Linked DNA regions of Homo sapiens: region 2 is linked to region 1. The links are chromatin loops, found by intact Hi-C in ENCODE. Cell type or tissue: ovary. All regions are shown on one strand. Each heading gives the region's core, and the rest is flanking DNA. Links, peaks and the distances in the headings are about the cores only.

Region 1 (9,385 bases), core at 795-8,794:
GAGAAATCATCACTTCTGCATCTTTCAAGTTTTGGATAGTAGTGCTAACCACTGTGTTTCCCCCAACAATGCAATATTACTCTTTAATTTAGTTTTTAAAAAAGCAGGGGAAGGGGGAATGTCTTGGTTCTTCCAATAATAACAGCTCTCACTCCGTAGAGGGGATTGAGTGTGAAAATTCTGCCAGTTTCTAAGTATATCAATTTTAACTGTACACTCAGGAACTTGGGAAATAATCACCAGATAAATTCAAAATATCTTACCCCAGGTGTTCCTTAATTCCATGGCTTAAGTAAAATAGAGTTTACCAGCTCTCTCGTTCTCTGCTCCTGTCTCTATATATCTATGAGAGTAATTCTATGAGATAATTCCTAAAAGTAGGATTGCTGGGTCAAAAGGAAAATGTAGATCTTCATCCCATAAACAACGTATTACTTGCCAATCAGCTATCTTGTTTTAATCTTTATGTCTTTAACTTTTAGCAATACAAAGCACTTTTAGACCTCCCTTCCCCACCCCAAATATCTTCAAATGTCCTTAGAGTCCTTGTCACAATGAGCCTACTATGAGATAGAGTCAAATCAAAACACCATTTATTCCCCTGCCTGCTGAGAGCCCCCACCTTCACAAATGGGCCAGAGTAGCTTTCAAGCTCTTGGTATTTTCCTTTTATTAGCATATAGTTACTTGATCAATGACAACCAGTCATTAGTGGGAGGCTTGCAGTACAACTCTCAGCTGTTTGTCGTGCTGGGTTCTTCTCTGAGGCTCCCCAGCTTCCCTTTCATTCTGGTTTGGGAACTGACCAAGATCATGGAATCAGCAGTGGAACTGTTACCCTAGACTGGTGCCTCAAGACAGGGCTCCATTTACTAAACCCAGGCTGGATGTTATTATTGTTGCTGATGCACAAATCAAGTATAAATTTTATCAACTGCCCATATTATCAACTGGAAATAGTTCAGTGACTGAGATGCACCATGCCATGGAATACAAGTTTAAAATACTGAGGTATATCTAAATGAACTGACATGTAAAGTTCCCCAAATACCTTGGAGTGAAAAAAAAGCTATAGAAAATGTTCCGAATTTACCATTTATATAAAACACACAGCAACCCAAAAACTATATGTTTATGTATTTACATATTTGTATTTATGTATAAATACATCGATAACATTCTGGGAGAATCCACACCAAAGTGGCGATAACAGTTACATCTCAGGAGACATGCGGGATTACGGGGGAGTTGGGGTGGTGAGGGAGGCTTTTTTTTCCCCCCTTTATGCTTGAGTTTTTTGCCAAAGTGTTTTCGGGTATGGTTCATGTCACATTAAGAAACAATAATACTTTTTAAACTCAGAAATTGAAAACCAAATATCATATGTTTTCACTTATATGTGGGAGCTAAGCTGTGAGGATGCAATGGTATAAGAATGATATATGGACTTTGGGGATGCAGGAGGAAGGTTGGGAGGGGGGTGAGGGACAAAAGACTACATATTGGGTACAGTGTACACTGCTCGGGTGATGGGTGCACTAAAACCTCAGAATTCACCATGAAAGAACCTATCCACATAACCAAAAAACACCTATACTCCAAAAACTATTGAAATAAAAAATTGTCAAAAGAAACAATAATATTTTTTAATCCAGAAGTTTGTGGAAAGGTGATGGTAAGAATGTACCTCCCATTTCTCCCTTTGCCCTCAGCAGGCTTCTGTCCACTGCGCTGCAAATATTTGAAGCAATGGCCTCATCTCTAGATCTTGCTGACAACATTGACACCTAATTACACAATATAATGTAATATCATGGCTTTTGTTCTGCTTGTGGTGTGTTTTGTCTCCTTTCCAAGGTAGAAAGTTCTCTTCCTTCTGTATCCCACACAGCATTTATCAATGTGCTCAGTAAAGCCTTATTAAATAAATAAAGCCTCATGCAACTCTCCTTAAAGCAGAAGGGCCTTCTCCCCTCCAATACTCCTATGCCAAATCTAGTGAAATCCAATTGTTTCTTCAAAATTTTGTTCAAATGTTATTTCCTCTGGGAATCTTCCTCAGACTCGTTTCTTCAATTACAATTTGAAAAATGTTTTACCTCTCTTCTCATAACACTTTAAACACACATTCTTATACCTATAATATAATATTTATTTTATTATAATTACTGCATTTCAATTTGTCGCTTGTCAGCCTTCGCCTCTAGCCTACATTCCTGGAGGACAGGGAGCCAGGCATGTCACCCATCCCTCATGATAATGCAGTTCTTCACACCCACCTAAGCCTTGCAACAGCAGGTACTCAATAGGTATGTCAAATTCAGTTGAAATTAAAAGGATAAGAGAGGTTGTTATATGGAAATTTTTCTACACATGAATCTTCTTTTATGTAATCCCACATGGAGCGATCAATGGTAATTCAGCCACTGAGACAACGTCCCACACAATACTTACTCTTCCTCTTTAAAACAAACCTCTCCTCCCAAAGGGGTTATGATCCTGTTCTTTAAGCTCAGCCATACTCCCTTTCTCTGCTAGACTCTCCACTTATCTATGCCCATCATTCTCCAGGGGGACTTCCTAACAGTGAATTTGCTGGATCAGAGAGAAGAATCTCCATTCTCATCAAGCACTATGTATTATACGCCTTTGCCAATTGGCCTGACGAGACATGGCTCCTTTTTGTTTAAAGTTGCATTTCTTTGATGTTCAGCGCTCCATCTTGTCTTCCTCCTCGACCTTCACGCACACATCTTTTGCTGCCCTCAGGAGCAACACTTTCCTCCTTTTAATGTTTTCACATTACCCTGATGGAATTAACAGGCAATCATCGTCAGTCATCCAGGGATCCGATTGTCCACTTGGGCAGGAGGCCAGAGCCATATAAAAGAAGGCCTACCTCCAACTTCGTGGGCCACTTGCCTGACAAGAGCAAGGAGACTTGAGGCAACTAGCTGTGTCAGTGCATCAGCCTGGCCTAGTTAACTCCAGCTCACTCTTCAGACCTCACTTCAAAAGGCAAGTCCTCAAGCGTTTGCTGACTTCCAGATGCACTCAGATTGTCCTATTCTGAGCTCTAATGATTATTTTTTCATTGTATGTTTATTTCACTAATATTTGTAATTTACATGAGGACAGGGCACTGGTCTTTCTGTTGCTCATCATCTCCTATCACAGTGCTTAACACCTAGTAGGAGCTCAATAAATATTTGCAAAATGAATCAAACCCATCAATTTGTAACTCTAAATGAAATCCCCAGGGCCGGGCATGGTGGCTCACAGCTGTAACCCCAGCACTTTGGGAAGCCAGGGTGGGTGGATCACCTGAGGTCAGGAGTCTGAGACCAGCCTGGCCAACATGGTGAAACCCCGTCTCTACTAAAAATACAAAATTAGCCAGGCATGGTAGCGCATCCCTGTAATCCCAGTTACTTGGAAGGCTGAGGCAGGAGAATCGCTTGAACCTGGGAGGCGGAGGTTGCAGTGAGCCGAGATGGTGCTATTGCACTCTAACCTGGGCAACAAGTGCCAAACTCCATTTCAAATAAATAAATAAATAAATGAAATCCCCCTAGCAGTGGTTATCCCTGTCTGCACATTAAATCACCTGTGAAATTTCTTTTAAAAAAATAATACTAATGTCTATCCCAGCAGTAGACTTTTTTTTTTTTTTTTAAGACGGGGTTTCACTATTATTGCCCAGGCTGGAATGCAACCGCAAGGTCTCGGCTCACTGCAACCTACGCCTCCCGGGTTCAAGCGATTCTCCTGCCTCAGCCTCTAGAGTAGCTGGGATAACACGCGTGCACCACTAAGCCCGGCTAATTTTTGTATTTTGGGTAGAGACGGGGTTTCACCATGTTGGCCAGGCTGGTTTCGAACCCCTGACCTCAGGTGATCCGCCCGCTTCTGCCTCCCAAAGTGCTGAGATTACAGGCGTGAGCTATCAGTAGAGCTTTTAAATCAGAATTTCCAGGTAATTCCTCACGTGCCACCACGGTTAAGAAACTGATGATCTGTGCCAACCTCCTTGACAAGGAAGGCCATTGGCCGCCAGGGGGCGCGCAAACAACACCAATAGTTCCAGAAAGCTACTTGCAGCTACACATGGACTTCTTTGATGAGTTCGTCCTTTCAGTGACAATTTTAGATCTGGATCCGTTTACACACACACACACACACACACACACACACGATCCTGCTTCGTAACATAAAAAAAGTGAAAATGAACATCAGAGGCATGGTGACTTTTGTAGGTTCTGCCCCGCAAGGGCGAGGCAGCATGAGTTTGGATTGGTTTGTTTGTCTTTTTGTTACAGAGTCTCGCTCTGTCCCCCAGGCTGGAGTGTAGTGGCGCGATCTCGGCTCACTGCAACATCCCCCTCCCGGGTTCAAGCGACTCTCCTGCCTCAGCCTCCCGAGTAGCCAATACTACAGGCGCACAACACCACGCCCGGCTAATTTTTGTATTAGCAGAGACGAGGTTTCACCGTGTTGGCCGGGCTGGTCTGGACTCCTGACCTCAAGCTCAGTCCGCCCGCCTCCGCCTCCCACAGTGCTGGGATTACTAGGCAGCATGAGTTTTTAATCCTTGACTGCAGAGCATTGAATGGGCTCCGCGGGCTACATTGTTTAGTTTTAACATGCGAAGGGCGAGACATTCTTGGCTAGGAGGGAATGCAGTGGATGGGCACTAGCCTTGGATCTCTTAAGGCAACCCCAAGTCAATGTCCAAAGTTTTAGGTGCTTTATCTTAAAATTTAACGTGAGCCACTACTCACTTTGTCACCATTAAGTGACAGCTCTACTCCCAAAGCTTTGTGCCCCAAACACCAGCGATCACTTTGCTGGCAGAAGTTTGGTGCCAGAATACCCGACTCTGTGCCTGAATAGTCAACTCTTCTAACTTCAGGGCCTTCTGTGCACCAGGCCCGGTGCTAGGAATTTGAGTACATCCACACATTAACTCGCTAGCTTTTAACTACCACCCTGCAAAATAGCTAGTAATGCCCCATTTTACAGATGAGGAAACCTGAGCTCAGAGAAGTTAAGTAATTTGCCCCAGGGCACACATATCTTCCGACTCTAAGGCGGTGGTTATAGCCAAGTCAGACAAACCTGGGATCCCAACTGCACCACTGACAAACCGTATAAACTTGGACAAGCCGTGTCATCTTCCTGAGGCTCCATTTCTTCATCTGTAGGAGGCAGTGTTATGAAAATCAAATAACATACATGCACGCAGCTGTTCAGATCCCTGAACACAGAAGGCACTTCATAAATAGGTATGTCTACCTGTGTTTCTGTCTATCCTTTCTTCTTTCCTTATTCTTTCCAACCAGAATGAGATGGGTTATCAGTTGCTGGCTCTGAAAGGGAGCATGGTCCACCATTCTATCTTCTGAATACTTCCAGCTCTGGCACTCACTGCTGTGTGGGGGGGCCCCACTTCTTTACCTTCCCCTAGATATAAAGGTGAGTATTAGGAAGAATTCCAAGATGGTTAAGTGTTCTGGATACTGAAACACTTACCAAGAGAGGAAATTTCTTCTCAGGAAATTCGTAGTTCATCTAGTGTCTGGCTGGACACGTGATTGCCCAAAAGCAGGAGGTGGGGTCTTCACATTGTCCTTCTCGAATATACCCCACAAGAATTTCACACATTATAGCAGTTGCCCTCTAAAATTTTTCGTTCTAAATTGTTTGTTGTCTGTCATGGGAGTTGACATTTTTAAAGAAAACTTTCATAATGTTCTTTTAAATATACACAATGGGGCCGGGCATGGTGGCTCATGCCTGTAATCCCAGCACTTTGGGAGGCCAAGGTGGGCGGATCACCTGAGCTCAGGAGTTCGAGACCAGCCTGGCCAACATGGCAAAACCCCGCCTCTACTAAAAATACAAAAATTAACTAGGCATAGTGGCATATGCCTGTAGTCCCAGCTACTTGGGAGGCTGAGGCAGGAAAATCACTTGAAACCAGGAGGCAGAGGTTGCAGTGAACTGAGATTGCACCACTGCACTCCAGCCTGGGGGACAGAGTGAAACTCCATGTAAAAATAAATTTAAAAAATAAAAATGAACAAATAGATACAATGGAAAATAATTGCTATGTAATTTGATTTCCATTATCTATTTAAAACATACATGAGCTAGCTTATCCTTAACAGTCAAAAATGTTACATCTTTTTTCCTCCTTCAATTCAAAATTTTACATAAAAATATATCTTTATGTTTCAAAGTTTTTTAAATTGATTACCATATTATCCTTATGTATAACTAAAATATGGGAAATTTATTTTAATTTTAAAATTTCATATGATTCTAAACATTAAAAAAAATCCAGATTGAGTTATCATTGCAAGTATCATCTGTATAAAATTAAACAAAACATCAAGTTATAAATTTTTTATTAGGTATAAAATGTTGAATTACATTAACTATATCACGTTTAAATTGTATTAAATTATACACATATTCCTTAATGAAATAGGCTTTTGTTTTTCAGTTAGTTCATATATGTACGGAAAATATCACTGATTATTAAAATGAGACAGGGTTCAGAATAAATCCCATTCCAATTTTTATTTCTGTATATATTAATACTTAGAAAATGTGTTTACCAACTGGGCATGGTGGCTCATGCCTGTAATCCCAGCATTTTGGGAGGCCGAGGCGGGCAGAGCACCTGAGGTCAGGAGTTCGAAACCAGCCTGGCCAACATGGTGAAACCCCGTCTCTACTGAAAATACAAAATTAGCCAGGCATGGTAGTGCATGCCTGTAATCCCAGCTACTTGGGAGGCTGAGGCAGGAGAATCACTTGAACCCAGGAGGCGGAGGTGGCAGTGAGCTGAGATCGCACCATTGCACTCTCACCTAGGCAACAGGAGTGAAACTCCATCTCAAAAATAAATAACTAAATAAATAAGTATATATGTATATATGTTTATCAAAAATATATATGTTTATATATATATATCAGTGAGTAGAAATGGAAGGAATTTTGTTATGCAATGTCATTCAACTTTTTAAAATTTTCTTCTGAGATATATCTCAAAAATCCCATGATGATCTAATGCCATGCTGTGCCCTTAACACCTAGATGTCTAGACGATGAAAAGCCATGCCTTCAGTTTATGGTGCCTTGATTCCCATTAATGAACACGTCAGTGTACCTTTCTTTGGTGCTCCAGAGGCAGAGACATAGTAAGAAGTTAAATGGGTAAGTGAGACGCCTTTCTTTTATAAAGTAAGATAAGCAGAATTATAAAGGGAAATTAAAGGGAAAGCTTCATGACACCTGGGTTACAGGCATGTCATCAGGCCGAGTAGGGGCTTCCTGTTTACTGAGATGGCAAGCTGCATTAATAATGTGGTCTTCTAATGTGTAAAGCAAATGTGAACAGAAAACTACAAAGATAAACAGACAAATCCTAGCAACAATGGAAGATTTTAATATACTCATCTCACTAATGGGACAAACAAAAAAAACCAATAAGGGATAGAGATTCGAACACATCAGTAACTCACTTGATGTAATGCACGCTTACAGACCTGCGACAACAATCTGCAAAGCACACATCCTTCACATCACATACAGAATATTTACAAAAATTGACTATATACACGGCCAAGTATGTGAGGTAATGCATATATGCTAATTAGCTGGATTTAACCATTCCAAATGTATACATTGTCAAAATATGTTGTATATTATAAATACAATTTTTCTCAATTTTTTAAAAAATGGGCCAAAGACCTTGACAGACACCTCACCAAAGAAGATATACAGATGACAAGTAAACATATGAAAAGATGCCCACATCATATGTCATCAAGGAAATGCAAATTAGAACAACAACAAGATACCATTGGCCAGGCACAGTGGCTCATGCCTGTAATCCTAGCACTATGGGAGGCCGAGATGGGCGGATCACCTGAGGCCAGGAGTTTGAGACCAGCCTGGCAAATGTGGTGAAACTCCCTTTCTCCACCACAAAAAAAGAAAAAAAAGTTAGCTGGGCATGGTGGCACGCACCCGTACTCCCAGCTACTCGAGAGGCTAAGGCATGAGAATCACATGAACCGGGGAGGCGAAGGTTGCAGTGAGCCGAGATGGCACCACTGCACTCCAGCCTGGTACAGCCACTTTGGAAGACAGTGTAGCAGTTTCTTACAGAACTAAACATACTCCTATCATAGGATCCAGCAGCTATGCTCCTTGGTATTTACCCAAAGGTGTTAAAAACTTATGTCTACACAAAAACCTGCACACCAATGTTTATAGCAGCTTCATTCATAACTGCCAAAACTTGGAAGCAATCAAGATGTTCTCAGTAGATGAATGAATAAACTATGGTACATCCAGACAATGAAATACTATTCAGCACTGAAAAGAAATGCACTATTAAGCCATGGAGGAATCTTCAAGGCATATAACTAAGTGAAAGGAGCTGGTCTGAAAGGGGTACATACTGCATGATTCCAGCTATATGACATTCTGGAAAAAGCAAAATTGTAGAGACAGTAAAAAGATCAGGGGTTGCCAGAGCCTGAGGTAGGGTGATGAATAGACAGAGCACAGAGAATTTTTAGGGGACTGAAACTACTCTGTATGATACTATAATGGTGAGTAACTATCATTATACATACGTCCAAACACATAGAAAGTACAACATCAGGGGTGAACTCTAATGTAAACTACAGACTTTGGATAATTATGATGTGCCAGTGTAAGTTCATCAGTTGTAACAAATGTACCACTCTGGTGGAAAACGTTGATAATAGTGGAGGCTCTGTATGTGTCAGGGCAGAGGGTAATATGAAAGGTTTCTGTACCTTCCTCTCAATATTACTGTGAACCTAAAACTGCTCTAAAAAAGTGAAGTCATTTTTTAAAAGGACATCATAGTAGTCCTCCAAAACTTATTTTTAATCCTTATTATGTTAATAAAATTTATCCATATTGTTGATGTCACTGTTATACATTCATTTTCTCCACCTTTTGGTGTCTGCATAATTATTGAAAATCCTAAGAGCTTTTATTTATGAAGATTACCTCTAACAATAACATAGATATTAAAAATTTAATCTGAGGATTGTTAAAAATATTTATTTGCTTTAAAATAACAAGGACCCCATTTTAACATAGAAACATTCATTTTATTAGAAATGACTGTATTTCTCAAGACACAAAAAAATTTTAGTGAGAAAACTAAATCATTACTTTACAAATCTTCTTAGTGTCTGGCCAGATAGAAGACAGCCAGATTCTTATATCTGCTTTGGCATTTAATTTGCTGTGAAAGGCTGTTTGGCAGAAATATATGAAGATAATCCAAGCTCACACGGACGTGGAATTGGAGAGGGGAGGAATATTTCAG
Region 2 (9,385 bases), core at 1,024-9,023, 620 kb after region 1:
AAAAATTGCCACAAATTTTCTCCATCTATGTACATGAGCCCCTTTACAATGTAACTTTGTAGCTTCTTTCATCAAGAGATGAAATCTATTTCTCCACCCTTTGAGGCTGAGCTTGGCCCTGTGACTTGTGCCGGGGTAGTATGACTTTAAAGCAGAGGTATGAAGAGCTCTTGCACACTGGGGCTTCCCCTGTTGTTGCTCTTTGGAGACAGCAAAGTGAGGCACACTCAGGGCTGCCTAGTGGAGCCTGAGAGACCGCACAGAGCAGAGAGTTGGGCTTTACTAGAGTTGGCCAGATGGGTATTGTGAATGGAGACGGGGCAAGGGAGTTCAGGGTGTATCCACAGGAATGACCAAAATAGTTGACAATGAAATTTAAGCCGGGAAAGAAGGGAAGCCAGGATATATATGATATATATATATATCATATATATCTATATCTCATATATATCATATATATCTCATATATCATATATGAGATAGATCTCATATATATCATATATATCATATATGAGATAGATCTCATATATATGATATACATATATGTATATAATATATGTGAGATATATGTATATACATATCATATATATCTCATATATATCATATATCATATATAGATCCCATATATATCATATATAGATCTCATATATATCATATATATCATCATCATATATCTATATATCATATATATCATATATATCATATGTATCATATATATCTCATATATCATATATACATCTCATATATATATCATATATATACATCTCATATATATCATATATATACATCTCATATATATATCATATATACACATCTCATATATATCATATATACATCTCATATATATATAATATATATACATCTCATATATATCATATATACATCTCATATATATCATATATATACATCTCATATATATCATATATATACATCTCATATATATCATATATACGTCTCATATATATCATATATACACATCTCATATATATATCATATATACACATCTCATATATATCATATATACATCTCATATATATATCATATATACACATCTCATATATATCATATATACATCTCATATATATCATATATAGATCTCATATATATATCATATATCTCATATATCTATCATATATATATCTCATATATCTATCATATATATATCTCATATATCATATATATCTCATATATCTATCATATATCTCATATATCTATCATATATATCTCATATCTATCATATATATCTCATATATATATCATATCTCATATATATCTCATATATATCTCATATATATCTCCTCATATATATATCTCATATATATCATATATATATCTCATATATATCATATATATATATGAGATGAAGGCCAGAGAAAAGGTGGTAAGATCTATTAATTGTAGGTCCTATTGGAATCAAAAGATTGCTGGACTTGTGGTGCTGGACAACCCAAAAGTAGTGGTCAGAGCCTGGAATGCTTGAAATTTAGATTATGGAAGCAGGACTGGCTACATAATTTGTGGACCCGGTGCAAAATGAGGATGCCTTATTCAAAAGGCAAGTAAAAGCTTTTACCTTGCTTCTAGCCTTCTCTCTCTGGACTTTTTGTGCTTTTTATATGCTACTTATGAAAATTTCTAAATAAAGAAAAAATACAATTTTAAATTATTAGCACGAATTTTACCATTTATGTTCATATTGTGCAATGTGGAATCACCGAGTTACACAATTCGTATGTTACGGCTTGTCCCCAGAGGGTGCTCTGACTAGCCAGAAGAGACAAACAGCGCAACAAAGACTCAGGAAGCTTGCAAGCAGGAAAACAAGATCCTCCCTCCCTCACGCCGCCCCTCCCCCAAGCTCGGAGCCAGAGGCGGGCGCGCTCCCTCGGGCACGCGGGTACTCTGGGGCTGGCGCAAGCCCTCAGCGACGCCGGGCGCGTGCGTTCCGCTGCCTCCAGCCCCTGGGCACCGCTGCCGTGCGCTCGCTGGCGGGGAGAGGCCTGCAGAAGTCAGGCCAGGTGTCTCTCTTTCCCTTGGGCCCGCGGCCCAACCGCATGGCACCAGGCAGCCCCCAGCGGTATTGCGACCTCTGCGTCAGTCGCGCTCAGTCCCTAGATACAGGTGTGCCGGAGAAGCCCAGGGAAGGGATGCGTGACCATCACTACACCCTGCCCCACGACGCGGTGGGACGCGCACCCTGACCCTCCCCAGAGCCGCGCCCAGGACCTTGCCTGGGCGGAAAATGGCAGCCGTTGCCGGGAAGGAGCGGCGAGCGAGAGGCAGGCCCCGGCCAGAGACACTGGGAGCCATCCCTAGGAGGGAGGGAGGCGAGGCGGGCTTGAGCCGAGCCTTCAAGCCACTGGCGCAGGCGCCATTGTCCTGTGAGACTTCGCTGAGAAAACTCAAATTCAAAGGTAAAAAGTAAGTTTCAAGGCAATGAGAGCAGCGCATTAAACCAAGGGCGAAGCCCTTCTGAACGTGGGGCCCTGTGCGACTGCACTGCCCACACCCCTGAAGCCAGCCACGTGTGTGGGGATCCCAAAGAGAGTATTGTAATAACAAATACTGTGATACAGGAGTGCTATAACACAAGTATTGTATTGGTAATAACGGCTAGAGCAGTGCTGCCCAACAGAAATACAGTGCGAGCCACATATGTAATTTTACATTTTCTAGTAACCACATTTAAAAAAGGGAAAAATGGCCGGGCATGGTGGCTCACACCTGTAATCCTAGCACTTTGGGAGGCAGAGGCAGGCGGATCACTTGAGGTCAGGAGTTCTCAACCAGCCTGGCCAACATAGTGAAACCCCGCCTCTACTAAAAATACAAAAAAATTAGCTGGGCATGGTGGCGCGTGGCTGTAATCTTAGCTATTTGGGAGGCTGAGGCAAGAGAATCGCTTGAACCTGGGAGGCAGAGGTTGCAGTGAGCCGAGATGGCGCCACTGCACTCCAGCTTGGGAGACAGAGCAAGACTCCGTCTCAAAAAAATAATAATAATAAAATAAAAAGAGGGGAAAGGCTGGGGGCGGTGACTCATGCCTGTAATTCTAGCACTTTGGGAGGTCGAAGAAGGAGGATCACTTCGGGCGAGGAGTTGGACAACAGACAGGGCAACATAGTGGGACCCTGTCTGTACAAAAATTAATTAGCCAGGCATGGTGGCCCGCACCTGTAGTCCCAGCTACTGGGGAGGCTGAGGCAGGAGGATCTTTTAAAACTGATAAGTTGAGGTTTCAGTGAGTGGTGACTGCAACACTGCATTCCAGCCTTGGTGACAGAGGGAGACCCTGACTCCAAACAAGAAAGAAAAAGTAAAAAGAAACAGGTGAAATGAATTGAAGTATTTCATTTAACCAAACATATACAAAATATTGTTTCTTTTATTTTCCCAAGCCAAACTGTATCCAGCTTTATTAAAGATACTCTCCATAAACAATCATGGCATTTCAGGCAGGGCATGGGCAAACAATAGTTAACATATGCAGTGACTTTCAAACTCCCTTCTTCAAAGGACTACCAAAAATCAGAAAGCCACTATAAAACCCAAATGAAGTCCTCATCTGATGCTCTGAACAGGGAAAGTTTAGAGTGAGGTTGATAGTTCATGTTTAGCATGTTGTTTAACAATGTTTCATGAGCTGACCCTGACTTTCAGGAAGTGAAATGAAAATGGCAGAATTTATCTGAAGATCCACAATCTAGAAACAGAACCACTGCTTTTTTGAGGGGTTCCATCTCAGTGGCATCACTGGAAAGGCTAGATTGCCTGACACACCAGTAACCAATTATTGGGGGGGGTCAGGTCCAACAGGTGTCTGGGTTTAAGGGAGTTAAATCTATGCTGAAAGGTGGAAAGGGAGAAGAGGACATAGAAAGGAATTTGTTTTTCCGTCCCACGAGGCTTTTGTGCCAAGGGACCTTGTGTGTCAAAGTCAGGGAATCCCCCTTCCTGGGAGCCAAGGGCAAGTCTCCCAAAACTAGAAGGGAAAAGGGTTTTCCCCACATCAACCTAGCTTCGGAGACATTCTGTTAGTGACATATGCCCCTTTCCCAAAAAACACAGTGAAGTGTTCTGTGTGCTAACAACATAGCTTAAAAAAAAGGTAAAACAAAATTCTGCATTTTTGTAAAACTTGATAAAAAATAGCATTTCAAACTGTACAGTCACCAGAAGTACACAGTTATCAAAAATGCACACACTTCACTTGGCATCTGCAGCACCTTCAGCTTTCTGTGTCTGGTCTGTTTGGGCATCTCCATTTTCTGCAGGGTTATTCCCCTCCTTGCCAGCTTCAGCTTTTCCCTTTTCCCTTTTGGTACCTTCTCTCCCTTCTTTGCAGGGGCCTTTTTAGGTTTGGGCTCTGGCTTTGGAGGAGCAGGTTTAGCAGAAAACCTCGTGGATCTTCTCTGTGGTTTGTCCTTCATCTTGGTTTTATCTCCTTTAGCATCACCTTCAGCCTTTCTCCTGGGCACGGTGGTGGCGGCAACGGCGGCGGGACATAGGCGCTGGGAGCGTGGCTTTGATCTGTCCTGGGGTCGTTCTCACCTCTTTTTCACACTGCTCAAAATATTATCATTTCAACATGTAATCAACATTAAAATTTATTAAGAGACATTTGACCTTTTTTCATACTAAGTCTTCAAACTCCAGTGTGTATTTCATACTTACAGCACATCTTATTTCAAGTGCTCCCTTGCCACGTGTGTCTAGTGCTATGGTAGCAGACAGGGCAAGTCTAGAGAGTGAAGCTGCAAGTGGGTGGCTCACCACCATCCAACTTAAGAACGAGAACATTACCTGCTCATGCATCCACCTGTATGCTCCCTATGCCCCTTTCGTATCGTGCTCTCTCTCCTCACCAGAGATAATACTGGCTTGAATTTCATGTCGACCATTTTCTTGATTTTTAAAAAAATATGTAGTTTTGGCCGGGCGCGGTGGCTCACGCCTGTAATCCCAGCACTTTGGGAGGCCGAGACGGGCGGATCACGAGGTCAGGAGATCGAGACCATCCTGGCTAACACGGTGAAACCCCATCTCTACTAAAAATACAAAAAAAATTAGCCGGGCGCGGTGGTGGGCGCCTGTAGTCCCAGCTGCTCGGGAGGCTGAGGCAGGAGATTGGCGTGAACCCGGGAGGCGGAGCTTGCAGTGAGCCACTGCAAGCGGAGTTTGCGCCACTGCACTCCAGCCTGGGCGACAGAGCGAGACTCTGTCTCAAAAAAAAAAAAAAATGTAGTTTTATCATAGGCATAGGTATTACCAAAGAAGATATTGTTTAGTTTACTTGAGATTTATAGAAGTTAGACTTTATGCTGTTTGTGTGTCGCCACTGGTGGCATAATATCGGCGGCTAAAAAAGAAGTATCTGCCGACATTTGTGTCACTGTCACATCAATCACATCATGTGAACAAGCTATTTGGCACCAGACTTTCTGTGAGTGATTTTGATGACTATTGCATTGCTATTTTAACATTGATTGTTACTAAATTTTAAGTATTACTTTATATATTGCAATAGTGTCATCAGACATTATTAAACAGTGGTTCTAATGCTAGTGGTGAAAAACACAGCTCCAAAATGTTAGACATAAAAGTGCAAGTTAGATGTGTCAATTGCCATGAGGGACTGTCCTCCCGCTCCATGTTATTAATTTAGGAATGAATGCCTTGGGAAATATTGGAACATTCTGAGAAATAAAACTCAGCATTCAAACAGAAACACTTCTAAGTTTGCAAAAATAGTTACATAACCAGGCAGAAAGAAAGGAAAAATAAAAACAAAAAACCCGGTCACGTGGCTGCAAGATCCATGCCACAGTGATGTACGCCTGAGATGCTGTGGTTGTGCATTTAAACACTCTGAGCACATCAAGCCCTATTTTATATGTATCCGCATGGGGAAATTAGAATGCTGCTAGAAAGCTATTAGGTACATGTCCATTTACACCAGCCTTTCCCATTCAGGATTTATTTCACTAAGGTGCTAGCCTGCCATGTAGTGGCGAAAGAGGGAAACTACAGCTCTCTTAAAAACTATAGTATTTGATACATCAAAAGAACAAATGCAACATGAAATGAAGACTTAGAAACTCGCCATTCAACTTAAGAACTAGAACACTGCCTATTCATGCATCCACCTGTATTCCCCTTTCCTGTCTTGCTCTACCTCCTCACCAGAGGTAATACTAGCTTGAGTTTCAGATTGACTATATTCTTGATTTTTAAAAATATGTAGTTTTATCATAGGCATAGATATAACTAAACAAGATATTGTTTAGTTTACTTGTTTGAGCTTTATGCAAGTTTGACTTTATTTAGTTTTCCACAGTTTGCCTTTTTCATACATTATATTTGACCAGGTTGATGTGTGTAGCTATAGTACATGCACTCTGTGAATATATCACTATTTTTCCATTTTCCTATCAGTAGACATTTGGTAGACCCCAATTTTTGGTAAATAGTACTGCACTGAATATTGTTATGCTTGTGCAAGAACTTCCCTGCAATATATCCAGTTCAATTTTACAAAATATTGCCAAAGTGTTTTTCAAGATTGTACCAATTTACACAATATTGGTGGTATAAAAGAGGTTCCACTGATACATATCTTCACCAGTACTTGCTACTAAATTTGTTAATTTTTGCCAATAGAGTTGGAATAAAATGCTTATTGTGGCATTTATTTATATTTACCTGATTGTCAATGAGGTTGAGCATCTTTTCATGTTTGTTGGTAATTTATGCTTCCTTTTTTGGTAAAGTGCCTATTCATGTATTTTGCTCATCTTCCTACTGGTTTGTCTTTTTCTTATTTTAAGATTCACACAAGACCGGGTGTGGTGGCTCACGCCTGTAATCCCAGCACTTTGGGAGGGCAAGATGGGTGGATAACCTGAGGTTGGGAGTTCAAAACGAGCCAGACCAACATGGAGAAACACTATCTCTACTAAAAATACAAAATTAGCTGGGCGTGGTGGTGCCTGCCTGTACATCCCAGCTACTCGGGAGGCTGAGGCAGGAGAATCGCTTGAACCCGGAAGGCGGAGGTTGCGGTGAGCCGAGATCACGCCACTGCACTCTAGCCTGGGCGACAGACCAAGACTCCGTCTCAAAAAAAAAAAAAAAAAAAAAAAAGATTCACACATACACACACACACATACACACGCACATGCTAGATCTTTTTGTCAGTTCTACATGTCACAAATACCTTCTTCCAGTTTTGCATTTTTGCAGTTAACAACCTTGCTGGACTCTCTTATTAATTCTAATAATTTGTCTGAACATTCTTTTGAGGTTTTCTATATATGCAATTATATTACCTACAAATAATGACAGTACTGTTTTCTGTCTTACCCTTCACCTTATTGACTAGAAGGGGTGATAGCAGACATCTTTGCCTTATTCTGTTTGTTTGTTTGTTTGTTTTGAGACAGTGTCTCACTGTGTCACCCAGGCTGGAGTGCAGTGGGGCGATCTTGGTTCACTGCAACCTCCAACCCCCAGGCTCAAGCGATTCTTCTGCCTCAGCCTCCCAAGTAGCTGGGATTACAGGTGTGCACCACCATATCCAGCTAATTTTTGTATTTTCTGTAGAGAAGGGGTTTTGCCATGTTGCTCAGCCTGGTCTCGACCTCCTGAGCTCAATCCATCCACCCGCCTCTGCCTCCCAAAGTGCTGGGATTACAGGTGTGAGCCACTGCGCCTGACCTTGTCTTAGTCTGCTCTTAATGGAACAATGTTTACAGTGATCTACCATTAAGAATGATGAAGATTATAGGCTTTTTAAAAATAACCTTTAACAATAGGAAGTTTCATTTTATTTCGGCTTTACTAAGAGCTTTTGTCATAAATGGATGTTAACTTTTACTGAATGCCTTTACTATATCTATTGAGATAATTATATAACTTTTCTCCTTTAATCCATTTAATGTGATGGACTAAAGTTATGGATTTGATGTTAGAGTATAAGAATGATTTACATTCTTATACTCTTTGGATAAATCCAGCTTAGCCATCATAAATTGTCTTTATTACATAATGTTGGATTCAGTTTCTTAATATTTTGTTTATAGTATTTACATCCATGTTCATCAGAGATTCTGGTCTGTTATTTCCTTTCTCATACAGTCCTTGATTAGTTTTATATTAAGTTTATACTAACCTCATACAGAGTTAAGAAGTATGCTTCTTTTGATATTCTTTGTAAGAGTTAGTATAAAATTAGAATACAAATACAGTCCCCAACTTATGATTTTTTTACTTTATGGTGATTTGAAAGTAGTTCACATTCAATAGAAACTGTACTTCAAAGCCTGAATTTTAATCTTTTCCTATCTGTAGGCTAACGTGAGTGTTTTGGGCATGTTTAAGTTAGGCTAGGATAAGCTATGATGTTTGGTATCATTTGCTCCATGAAAATCTGCTACGAATTGCGTGAAAACTATCTAGGCTTGATTTTTTTTTTTTTTTTTTTTTTGAGACAGAGTCTCGCTCTGTCGCCCAGGCTGGAGTGCAGTGGTGCGATCTTGGCTCTCTGCAACCTTCGCCTCCCGGATTCAAGCGATTCTCTTGCCTCAGCCTTCCGAGTAGCTGGGACTACAGGCATGCGCCACTAAGCCCAGCTAATTTTTGTATTTTTAGTAGAGACGGGGTTTCACCATGTTGGTTAACCAGAATGGTCTTGATCTCTTGACCTCTTGATCCGCCTGCCTTAGCCTCCCAAAGTGCTGGGATTATAGGCATGAGCCACCGTGACCAGCTGGCTTGATTTTTTTTTTTAAGCCACTGATTCAATTTATCCCATAGCTATTGGACTACTTGGGCTTTCTTTTCTTCAGTAGGAATTTAATTTTTTTATTTTTCATTGATATATAATAGATGTACATATTTTCAGGGTACATGTGATAATTTGGTACATTTGTATAATCAAATCAGGGCCATTGGGATAGCTGTCACCTTAAATATTTATCTTTTCTTTATGCTAGGAACGTTTGAATTATTCTCTTCTAGTTATTTTGAAATGTCCAATAGTGGCCGGCGCAGTGACTCACGCCTCTAATCCCAGCACTTTGGGAGGCCAAGGTGGGTGGATCACGAGGTCAGGAGTTCGAGATCGGCCTGACCAACATGGTGAAACCCCGTCTCTACTAAAAATACAAAAATTAGCCAGGCCTGATGGTTCGCACCTGTAATCCCAGCTACTCGGGAGGCTGAGACAGGAGAATCGCTTGAACCCGGGAGGCAGAGGTTGCAGGAGCCGAGATCACGCCATTGCACTCCAGCCTGGGCAACAGAGTGAGGCTCCGTCACATACACAAAAAAATAATAAGAAATGTCCAATAGATTAATGTTAACTACAGTCACCTTATCGAATAT

Evidence for each region. Peaks named below come from ENCODE experiments on the same cell type or tissue, not always from the same donor. Only the 100,000 strongest peaks of a DNase experiment are listed, where the experiment ranks them.
Region 2: it touches region 1 in a loop (4-fold over the local background); 8 of 110 quality-filtered maps call a loop at or near these places.

Annotation. Positions count from the first base shown.
Region 1 is chr15:68,870,692-68,880,076 of GRCh38, reverse strand. No RefSeq gene overlaps it. Among named protein-coding and RNA genes, the nearest start is that of ANP32A, 54 kb to the right of the region's middle. RefSeq lists an enhancer at 4,338-4,945. In ovary, for the core only: a CTCF peak has its summit at 4,052 (motif pointing right); DNase peaks (open chromatin) are centred at 4,066 and 4,516; H3K4me3 peaks cover 433 bases.
Region 2 is chr15:68,249,726-68,259,110 of GRCh38, reverse strand. It overlaps a transcript of CLN6 not described here and the pseudogene HMGN2P40. Among named protein-coding and RNA genes, the nearest start is that of FEM1B, 23 kb to the left of the region's middle. RefSeq lists an enhancer at 1,593-2,240. In ovary, for the core only: a CTCF peak has its summit at 5,977; a DNase peak (open chromatin) is centred at 1,850; H3K4me3 peaks cover 1,196 bases; H3K27ac peaks cover 1,520 bases.